Regions from separate parts of the Homo sapiens genome. Here region 2 is linked to region 1. Evidence: chromatin contacts called from ENCODE Hi-C data. All regions are on one chromosome and are shown on one strand. Each heading gives the region's core, a stretch centred on a gene start or an enhancer-like site at or near the end of the contact. The rest is flanking DNA. Distances are from core to core; before and after follow the strand shown.

Region 1 (4,828 bases), core at 1,798-4,297:
ACTGAGGTTCCCTTTATGTGCTTATACTGATAATGATAACTCTATAGTATTTATCAAATATATAAAAAATAGAATTTGGAAGAATATTCTCATTTATCACTTAGTAAAGGAATTGTTAAATCAAGTTTTTTTTAAAAAACAAACCAAACCACCAGAAACCTACTCAAAATCACACACTCAAACTCTAAATAAATATTTGATTTAAAACATAGAACACCTTATAAGGAGCTCTATTTTCCCTCTAGCTTAAGTCTAGCTTGCTGTGACTGTAGCATTTACATGAGATGATCACTATCTTAGCATCAAAATGGTGACGGTTACAACTGTACTGCTTGCTACTCAATTATCTTGTAAATTGATAATTTTGTACATGTATATCTCTCCATGATGGAAGATCTGTGTTATATACAACCAAAGTTTAGCAAATTAGTTTTTATACTCTAATACTTTAATATGCAATGAATAAAAGGGCAGAAAATTCAGAATTACAATAAATGTTAGGCTATTTCAGAACACCAGTTTTTCACACCTATTTTCTTAGCATACAGAAGCTCGAAAATCATACATTAAGCATAGTTTGAATTGTCCTGAAGTTATATTCTGAAGGGGCTGTAACACTTAAGAACTAATAATATTAAAAAGGCAAAAGCATTATAACTCACAGCACACAAGACTTTTTACCTCATCTATAAAACGTGAGAATGTCAATGTTTTATTGGCTACAAGGATAAGGAAGGAAACATCAGAGAAATAAATTTGATAACAAGATTCACACTTCATTACAAGTGATTTTCCTAAATTCACAACTTTCACATTTGGCTGAGTGAAAGAGAAAAACAAAACAAAACAAAACAAAACTGAAAAGGGAACTTTCACTACTTGTAAGTAGGCCAACTCACATGATCCCTCCAAATGAGAGAGTTTAAATGAGAATGAGTATACTTTTCTAGCTGGGAAAATATTTTCCTTAATTAAGTGAGTTTAAATAATTTACCCATGGTGATGAATAAGCCCTTGGGCTAGGCTCAGAAACCTCCTCTACCAGCCTGTTTCATAAGAATTACACAAATATTTTTATGGGACATACAAGAAATATTTTTTGGTTATAATAGTAGAGACAAGAATTTTTAAAAATCCATACTATTTCTTTCAGGTCTCTCTCTTAAATGCACCTTCTGAGTTTCTTAGGTATGCTGTACAATTACAAAGTCCATTTTACTTAACGGATTAATGTGTTCATCAACTTTAGCACCCTATGATGTATGTGGTCAGAGTAATGAGAACAGGGCTATTTAAACTGCTTCCTCATATCCTTCCCCTTAATTACCAGTAGTGAAGTTTACCTAGAAAACAATGAGGAAGAAGTACCATAGCCTACAGGCACCTAGGGAGGGGGAATTAATTCGGACTGAGAAAATATGGCTCTGGAGAGATACTAAAGTCGTACTGGAAATGTATGAAGTCTAAATGAACCCCTTTCTCCCCAGCTTCAGACTTAGATAAGGTGTGAGGTGTCAGGGATGTGCATGGACCCTTCAAAAACTGACATTTTCATCCGTGTTCTTCCCCCTCACTCCCCCGCGAAACAAAATATACGGAAATACAAGTGCTTGGTACTACATGCTTTTGAGGCTAAATGCCCAATAATAAGCACGCTGTATCCGTTGTTGAGGGGGATCACTTTTTAAGTAAACATCACCAGAAGAATCTCTTCAAATGGAGAATGAAGTCACTCTCCCTCCCTAGAGGCTATGAGGGAAAAGGGGGAGATATTCCCCCTACTTGCACGTGGGATCTCCCTTTCCCCTCCGACCTCGCTACGCCTCTCCCACGCAGGTCAGGCTGCTTTGGGAGGTAGCTGGGAGAAAAGGCAACGCTCAGTCCTCCATGGCAAAGTCTTTGGTCTTCTCCTCCTGGTCTCCCACTTTGTAGCGCAGCAGCACGCGCAGGCGACGGGGGTTGTCCCGGGAGGGCAGCAGCGTGATCTCTCCTGAAACGTCCGTGTCTTGCTCCACTTGCACCGGCTCGTTCAGGTAGAGGAGCGCCTGTTTCCAGTGAGTGGCCGGGTGAAAAGGCGAGGTGGACAGCACCAGGGGTTTCTCCGACTCCCCTCCAGGGAAGGTCACCTGGAACCAGATGGCAAAGCCATGCATGGGCGCCGAGCCATAGCAGCTGCAGCGGAAGCGCCCGCCCACTCCGGCCTCCAGCTCCTGCTCCAAGCCGGCGCGGGAGAGCTCTAGCTGAGCAAAGCGCTGCGGCCGGGCCAGCACGTCCTCGCCGGACAATCCCTGCACAACGATCTCCGAGTGGCCCATGAGACAGCGCGTGGCGAAGCCCTCCAGGCAGCTCATGTCCACACCATAGTGCTGCTTCACCTGGCTCCAGAAGCCCAGGCGCCATTCCAGCATCTGGTCGCTGATGGGGGCTATGAAGAGCTCGGCGGAGGCCGGCAGGAGAAGACCGCCCTCCTTCAGCCACTTGGTTCGCGCGTGGAGGACGGAGCTCAGCATGGACTCGTGCAGGAGTCCGTAGCCCATCCACTCGCTCACGATGGCATCCACCTGTTCCGGCAACTCTACAGTCTCCACTGGTCCCGGCAGGACGTGCACCCGGTCCTCCAGCCCGTTGAACCGCACCACCTCCCGGGCCTGTTGCCAGATGGCGCTGGCCTCTACCGCGTACACGCGCCGGGCCCCGGCCTGGGCACAGAAGATGCTCAGAATGCCGGTGCCCGCGCCCACGTCCAGTACCGTCTTGCCTCGCAGTGCTGCCCAGTTCCGAAGGATACCCAGGCGGTAGGCATCGGTGCGGACGCGGTCCGCGATCATCTCCTCGTGGACCGAAACGTCCGAGTAGCACTCGTAGTACAGCTGGTCCCGTTCCCGCTTAGTCCTCCGGGGTCGCTCCAGGGCCGCCTCCCGCTCCGCGCCATCTTCCTCTTCAGTTCCCTCCCCTCCTTCGCCGCCGCCCCCCGACTCAAGCTTTCTTTTCTTGGGCTGCGACATCTTGGCCGCTCTGCCCGGCTCCCGGCGGGCGTAGCGCGGCACGGCGCGGGCTCCAGGAAACGGGGGCTTCTGGGACTTGTAGTGCGCGCTCGTCCTTCCTACTTCCTGCGGGGTCGCCCGGCCGGCGGCGCGGAAGGTCTCCTGTGCCTGCTCACGGGAGCTGTTTTGTATTGCTCTTCTGGTGTCCTGGCATCCCTTTTCCCACCCACGACGCCCACATTCTGAGATCCTTTCATTCCCCCTCCCACCCTTAGCTCCTCAGTTTTTTGCTTTCACTCCCTTCCTGAAGTAGGCACGCACACTTAAGACTAATAATCCACCTTTGTTTCTTCTGCTGAACTCACCTCTGTTTTTTTTGTTTGTTTTTCTGTTTTTTGTTTTTTTTGAGAGGGAGTTTCGCTCTTGTTTCCCAGGCTGGAGTGCAATGGCGCGATCTCCGCTCACCGCAACCTCCGCCTCCTGGGTTCAAGCGATTCTCCTGCCTCAGCCTCCCGAGTTGCTGGGATTACGGGCGCATGCCACCAGGGCCGGCTAATTTTGTATTTTTGGTAGACGGGGTTTCTCCCTGTTGGTCAGGCTGGTCTCAAACTCGCGACCTCAGGTGATCCGCCCACCTCGGCCTCCCAAAGTGCTGGGATTACAAGCGTGAGCCACCGCGCCCGGCCTAACTCACCTCTGGTTTTATTCCACCGAATTAACATGGCAGCACCATCCACCCACTACCGCCTTAACTGGACAATTGTAGCTCTTAAAGTGCTCCAGCTGTGGCAATTTAGAAACTGCACTACGCATTTCTTTTTTCTGTTTTCAGTGCAGTTAGAGTGCAAATGTAACAAAATTAAAACCTAACAATGCAAAATCTTGGTTCTGATTCCAGTATGACCACTAATTAGTTGAGTGATTTAGGGCAAATAATAGAACTTCTCTGGCCTTTAGTTGCCCATTCACCCACCAGCGAATCTTCATTGCAGTTGGGGAAGAACTAGGTTTCTGGTTCTACTTAGAAGAATAGTTACTTGGCTTTCGGCTCTGCTCTGATAATTCTGTGGCTCTCTTAAGAGTTAAATCCTGAAAAGTGCAGACTCAAGAGCCATGTGATACAAGCAAACTCGTTGCTAGGTGTATTCTATATATATATGCGTTTTTTTCTCTCAGAAATAACGGAATCAATTTCTTTTAATCACTTTCTCAATGCAATTCATTTTTTCCTGTGTTTTCTTGTCCGGGCAATATTGACACTCTCCTCTTTCTCTTATATTTTTCTTGTAGTCAACCATCAGCTGTTACTCTCTTTTTGTTGTCCATAATGGAAATAAAATATGTTTTTAAATATGTGTGGCATCTGTATGGGTGTCCGTGTTATTAACAAGGTGGGCATAATGCCATTTTCTGCCAGCTTGAAAAAAAAGTCACTCAGAGTAAAATGGATTTTTATTTTCTTGTGGTCTTGAATTATGTCCTTGTAACCAATAGGCCTGTATTCCTTGTCTGGGATCAAAGTTCTTTCATCCTATTTTCTCTATTAATCTTTCATTAGCAGAATAGGTTTATTGATATGGCATCCTTAGCTGTACTCTACTTCTAACTCAAGACTCTCCATCCTGGCTGCTTATTAGAATTCTCTAAGGAGCTTTTTAAAAAATACCGATGCCTGGGTCTACCTCAGACCAATTAAATCGGAATCACTCCAGTGGAACCTGGGCTTCTAGTTTTTAAAAGCTCCCCAGGGAATTCTAATGGGCAGCCAGGGTGAGAACAACTGTTTCTCACTAAAATGATCTTAGTTAAATCTTGCTTCGTTATTTTAATTGGGTAAATTGTAT
Region 2 (4,860 bases), core at 1,307-3,806, 210 kb before region 1:
GTGCTTATATTCTGTTAATCATAGTTAGTTGACTATTAGTTGACTCCCTTTCAGCAAGTTCTCTTACCTCCAGACTCTCATTTTAATTCATTGTCAAACTCTTAAAATCAGGGAAGGAGAAGTGCTGTATTTGAATTGTCATGAAAGAAAATCCTTTTTTTTTTTCTGGCAAAGTAATTTATAGAGCCTGGAGGGGTGAATTTGTAACAGTTTACCAAAGTATAGTTGTAGATACTTCTACATTCCTTTCCTTATCCTCCTACTGATTTGGTATAAATTTTTATCAGCATCTACTATTCTGTAATTCTTCAGGGACTTCAAAGAGGCATTCTCCTGAGAGAGGAAACTGAGATAGAATATTGGAACAATGAGAAAACAAGACACAATCACCACACCAGCATTAGTCCTTCATGCTACTTTCATTCATCTGCACATTCATTCATTCAATAAATACTTGTTAGTGTCTGCTGTGCAAAACACTGACGGGGGGAGGTGAACAAAGACACAGCCAAGGTGCTCAACAGCAGGTGAGAGAGGCCAATATGCAAAACTTCCCACTGTACCCAAGTCACAGAAAACATCCTTCCTGCATATTTGATCAAAACCTTTATTTCGGGGGAAACAAGCTATGTGTGAATGTATGTTTCCTCAAGGCTGGAATTTCCAAGGACAGCTGTACAGAGTGACTGAAGGGTGGACTCAGCTTCTGCCTCAGTTCTCACTAACCACAGATGGGGCCAAACATCCAGGCTAAATGGAAAAGAAATGAAAAGGAAATGACTCAAAGGTGCCCTAAACTAATGTAAACAGAGAAAATGTTGAGATCATCTAAATAGATGCAAAATGATTTTCATTTTAAAAACTGCCAATTTATAAAGAAATAAGCACAAGGAGCTATGGCTAAGAATTATCCTCAGAGAATAGAGGGCAGTATGATAGAAAAATCCAAGGAGCATTTATAAAAAATGAAAGGAAAATCTATATATAGTCTTTTAACTTCATAGGGAAGGATGGGGGACATAGATTGTCATAAGATTGTGAAGGATTTCACTCTGTAGCCAGATGGCTTAATCCACTTGAATTTGGGGGTTGCTTCTTTAATAAAGCCATCCCTGTAATGAATGGGCCTTTCAGCCTCCACAAAGCAAAAATGGCAGGGAGTGTGTCAACCTCCAACAAATTGTGTGGGAGGTCAGATGATCGATAAGAAGTCTCTCTCACTGTCACCTTAAAGAGCAATGGCTACAAAAATGTGCACCAGGGTGGAAAAACGGTGGTGGTGAGGGGAGGGGGTGTGGCTAAGAATTCTGAAAAATAGAAGGGCGTGTGTGTGTTTGTGGGCGTGTGTGTGTGTATTCTACAGGCAAGAAGGAAAGATGGTGGCATGGATCTGTTTAATCAAATAACAAGAGAGAGAGAGGACTATAGATTAATCTCCTGTCATCTACTGACATCTGTCAAATACAAGGTAGCTTAGAACTATAATTCCTTGGAATGTTTCAACAAACTATGATAAGAACCATAAGAGAAATAGCATAATACATTTTTTTTAAAGATAGGAAACTTCAGAACATTTCATCAAGATGTGTTTGGGTCATGATGGATTGTACTATAACATTTCTTTTAACAAAATCCCAACAATGGTTACATACAAACCTCAAATTCTTGGGTACTCAAATATGAAAATGAATGTTAAAATGGATTTTTTTCATAAAATTAATAAAGGCAAGTGCCGTGAGCATAACTCTCAAATACTTCTTTCCCAAAGGGAATATCTGGGATTGCCTCAGGTTATAAGGCTTGTAAGGAGACAAGAAATGCTAAGTGGGAAGTTACACTGTACAAGCCTAGGAAAGAAATTATTTTAACTTGCCTTGTTAAGGCTAATTAGCATAGATGAAAAGAGCTAGATAACTCAGAGTATTCATTAGCTCCCTCACTCCACTAAGCAACCTCCCCAAAGTGCTAATATCTTTCCTACTACATTCTTAAAATGTTTCATATTCACTATTCATGATTCACACTTTGAAAAGACCAATTTCCTGATTAATGCCTAAATAGAAAGAGTATAAAATGTCTCAAAAATTAGCAAAGGCCTCAAAGGTGTAAAACTGCTATTGTAAAGGCTTTGTAAAGGAAAAAAAAAGAAAAAAAGGAAGGAAGGAAAGAAGGAAGGAAGGAAGGAAGGAAGGAAGGAAGGAAGGAAGGAAGGAAGGAAGCAAGCTAACCTAGAACTGTTATTAGCTTTTCCCACACACCCACTCACTCTCACACCCACACATCCTTTCTCTGAAGAACTGTGGGGATGCAGTCACATTCTCAGAGTAAATGTATTGAGATTTACCACATTTCAAAGCTTCAGGGTTTTGTTCATTCTCATTCCTCTTCACAATAAAGACAATATTGATTCCATAGCATTCCCCCCTCTTTTATCAGAATTGTTTGCACAGTAACTCACACATGAGTAAGTGACCAACTTTGCATTATTTGTGCTAGATAATGATTTCCATTCCTTTACCACCAGATCCTCTAATGGGCTGATTTCTCAATTCAGTCATCACTATGGTGGTTCATCTAATTACAGATGTTCACGGCTAAGAATAAAGTTGTGCACCAGCGAAAAAGTGTTTCATCTCTGTCCACTACCAACAGAGGGTAACCAACAGATTATGAATAACCCTTTATTTGTCTTTCCCAACCCCTTTCTGGAGGTGAATGAAGAGATTGTTTTTCATTTGCTTTGTCTTTTTCTAAACAGAAGACAAATACACTCACAGAAAAGATGAATACCATTGTCTCAAGTCAACATAAGCGATTTTCAACACCTTCTAATTCATGTATTTCTTTCTCAATTTCCAGCTACTGCTTTGAGTCATTACAATTTATTATGTCACCATGATTATGTGGGCTGCAGCCAGACTGATTCTTCTACTTTGATCATGGCAATCCCTTGCCCTAAAACCTTCAATGGCATAAAATATCAGAAAAAATATAAACTCCTTCGTTGATCACTCGAAGTCCACAATAGTTAGACCCCAACCTACTTTTATATTCTGTTTTATAACAATAAAATAAATCTCTATGCTTGTCTCCCTGACACATTTTAATCTTTTGTGACAAAATACCTTTTCTACTGCCCTCTTCTCCCTGAACTGCCCTCATTACCCACAAAAGACTCCATTCTGGCCTCCCTAAGTAGTGAACCTAGTCGTCCTCCCAGTCTCCACTCATGTGTCCCTGTCTTTCTAAAGTCATTCAGATTTCATGTGATTTACTAATTGTGTTACTACATGTGTAACGGCTTTGAAAAATACCTTTATAAGACTTTTAATGTAAAAGACTTTTAATGTAAATATATAAATCAGAAAAAGTCTTTGTAACGTTTAGCTTCAAAATATGTAAACAGCACTTAGGTACATTAACTGCCAAGGGCCTTAGCTCATATTCTTGTTTTGTGGTTATTTTAAGGTGTATCTTATTTTCCTCAATCAGAGTAAACTCCTAGAATGTAATTTTTCAATAGTTAACATTGCCCGGACAGAGAACCTCATACAAACTTTGTGTTTACCTTACATATGAGAATGTGGAATTCACAAATGATGTCTTATAATATAGTTGTTATCGTTTTTTTTGTTTTGTTTTGTTTTTTGAGACGGAGTCTCACTCTGTCGCCCAGGCTGGAGTGCAGTGGTGCGATCTCAGCTCACTGCAAGCTCCGCCTCCCGGGTTCACGCCATTCTCCCGCCTCAGCCTCCCGAGTAGCTGGGACTACAGGCACCCGCCACCACGCCCGGCTAATTTTTTGTATTTTTAGTAGAGACGGGGTTTCACTGTGTTAGCCAGGATGGTCTCGATCTCCTGGCCTCGTGATCTGCCCGCCTCGGCCTCCCAAAGTGCTGGGATTACAGGCGTGAGCCACCGCTCCTGGCCCTAGTTATCTTTTTAAATAGCAAATTTATCTTCTAAAATCAACAACAGGCTTGAAAGTAAAATATTAATTATAATGTTTAAAATCTTCTGAAGAGCTTTTTTTTTTTAAATCCTGTGAAACATGCAGACAAAAAGTTTTAACTGCCAGCATTTTCCACCTGATGTTAACAAATTCCCTTATTGTTATCAAATTGGCTACTGGAAGTTGTCTGGTATTTTAAGAAAATCTTAGATGCTTACAAAGCATTTATCATAGTTGTGACTAAATAATCATTTTTATGTTTGTGTAACATCTTTATTCCCTACTAGACTATCCATTACATGAAGGCAGGGATTATGTCTACCTTGTTCATTTTCATATCTCCAGTACTTAGTATAGTACCTGGCACAGGACCCAGGACCTGGTAAACATTTGCTGGATCAATGAATTAAAGAACAAATAATTTTTAAAAATGAATGAATTAAAGAACGAGTAATATCAACAGCACTCCTACTTCTCTGGGCTCTGATCCATCATAACTGTACAACTCTTCAGATGTACTTACCTGGGCTGCAGCTTTAGTTCACCAAGATCTCTAGATCCTTTTCCTTGCTTTTTTCTCTTGCCTATGAACTAACCTTGGTGAGTAGTCCCAGCTGGAATCTCCTTTCTCTGTGTAAAATATTGGCTTTGAATCAGTGGCTTTCATTTATCAGGTTTGTCAGGCAACAGAAGCAGCAGAAAATGCCAACAGAAGAAACCAGAGCGGTACGTGTGTGGTGTAGAAGGGGAGTACTCACCTGACTGATTTCTTGGGATCTCTAAACATCATCATCTTGACAATAGTATTATTTGGTAATAATGGTGGGGATGCTCTTATTCTGGAGCCTAGAGAAGCTAGATGGGAGAATGTCAAACAGGAGTAACTCAGCCCTGGCATTCTCAAAAGT

The links. A loop is a pair of places that touch in the nucleus more often than their neighbours do.
Region 2: a loop to region 1 is called in a map of A673, with 4 times the contacts of the local background. The contact joins the enhancer-like site here to the promoter of PRMT6 in region 1. A Hi-C loop is called at or near these places in 1 of 168 maps with a recorded cell type or tissue (A673) and 2 of 37 single-sample maps with no recorded cell type.

Annotation. Positions count from the first base shown.
Region 1 is chr1:107,054,893-107,059,720 of GRCh38, reverse strand. It overlaps PRMT6 (protein arginine methyltransferase 6), which reads right to left and starts at 3,047. Exons shown (of 1, transcript NM_018137.3): 1 at 427-3,047. The coding sequence starts at 3,005. The coding sequence ends at 1,878. RefSeq lists enhancers at 2,246-2,455, 2,466-2,595, 2,606-2,745, 2,766-2,815.
Region 2 is chr1:107,260,632-107,265,491 of GRCh38, reverse strand. All of the region lies in intron 2 of NTNG1 (netrin G1), which reads right to left. Among named protein-coding and RNA genes, the nearest start is that of NTNG1, 120 kb to the right of the region's middle. Within about 2 kb of position 2,556, at least 2 of the 41 ENCODE cell types and tissues checked have a DNase peak (open chromatin) inside an H3K27ac peak, as active enhancers do; they include A673, where a contact is called at or near this core.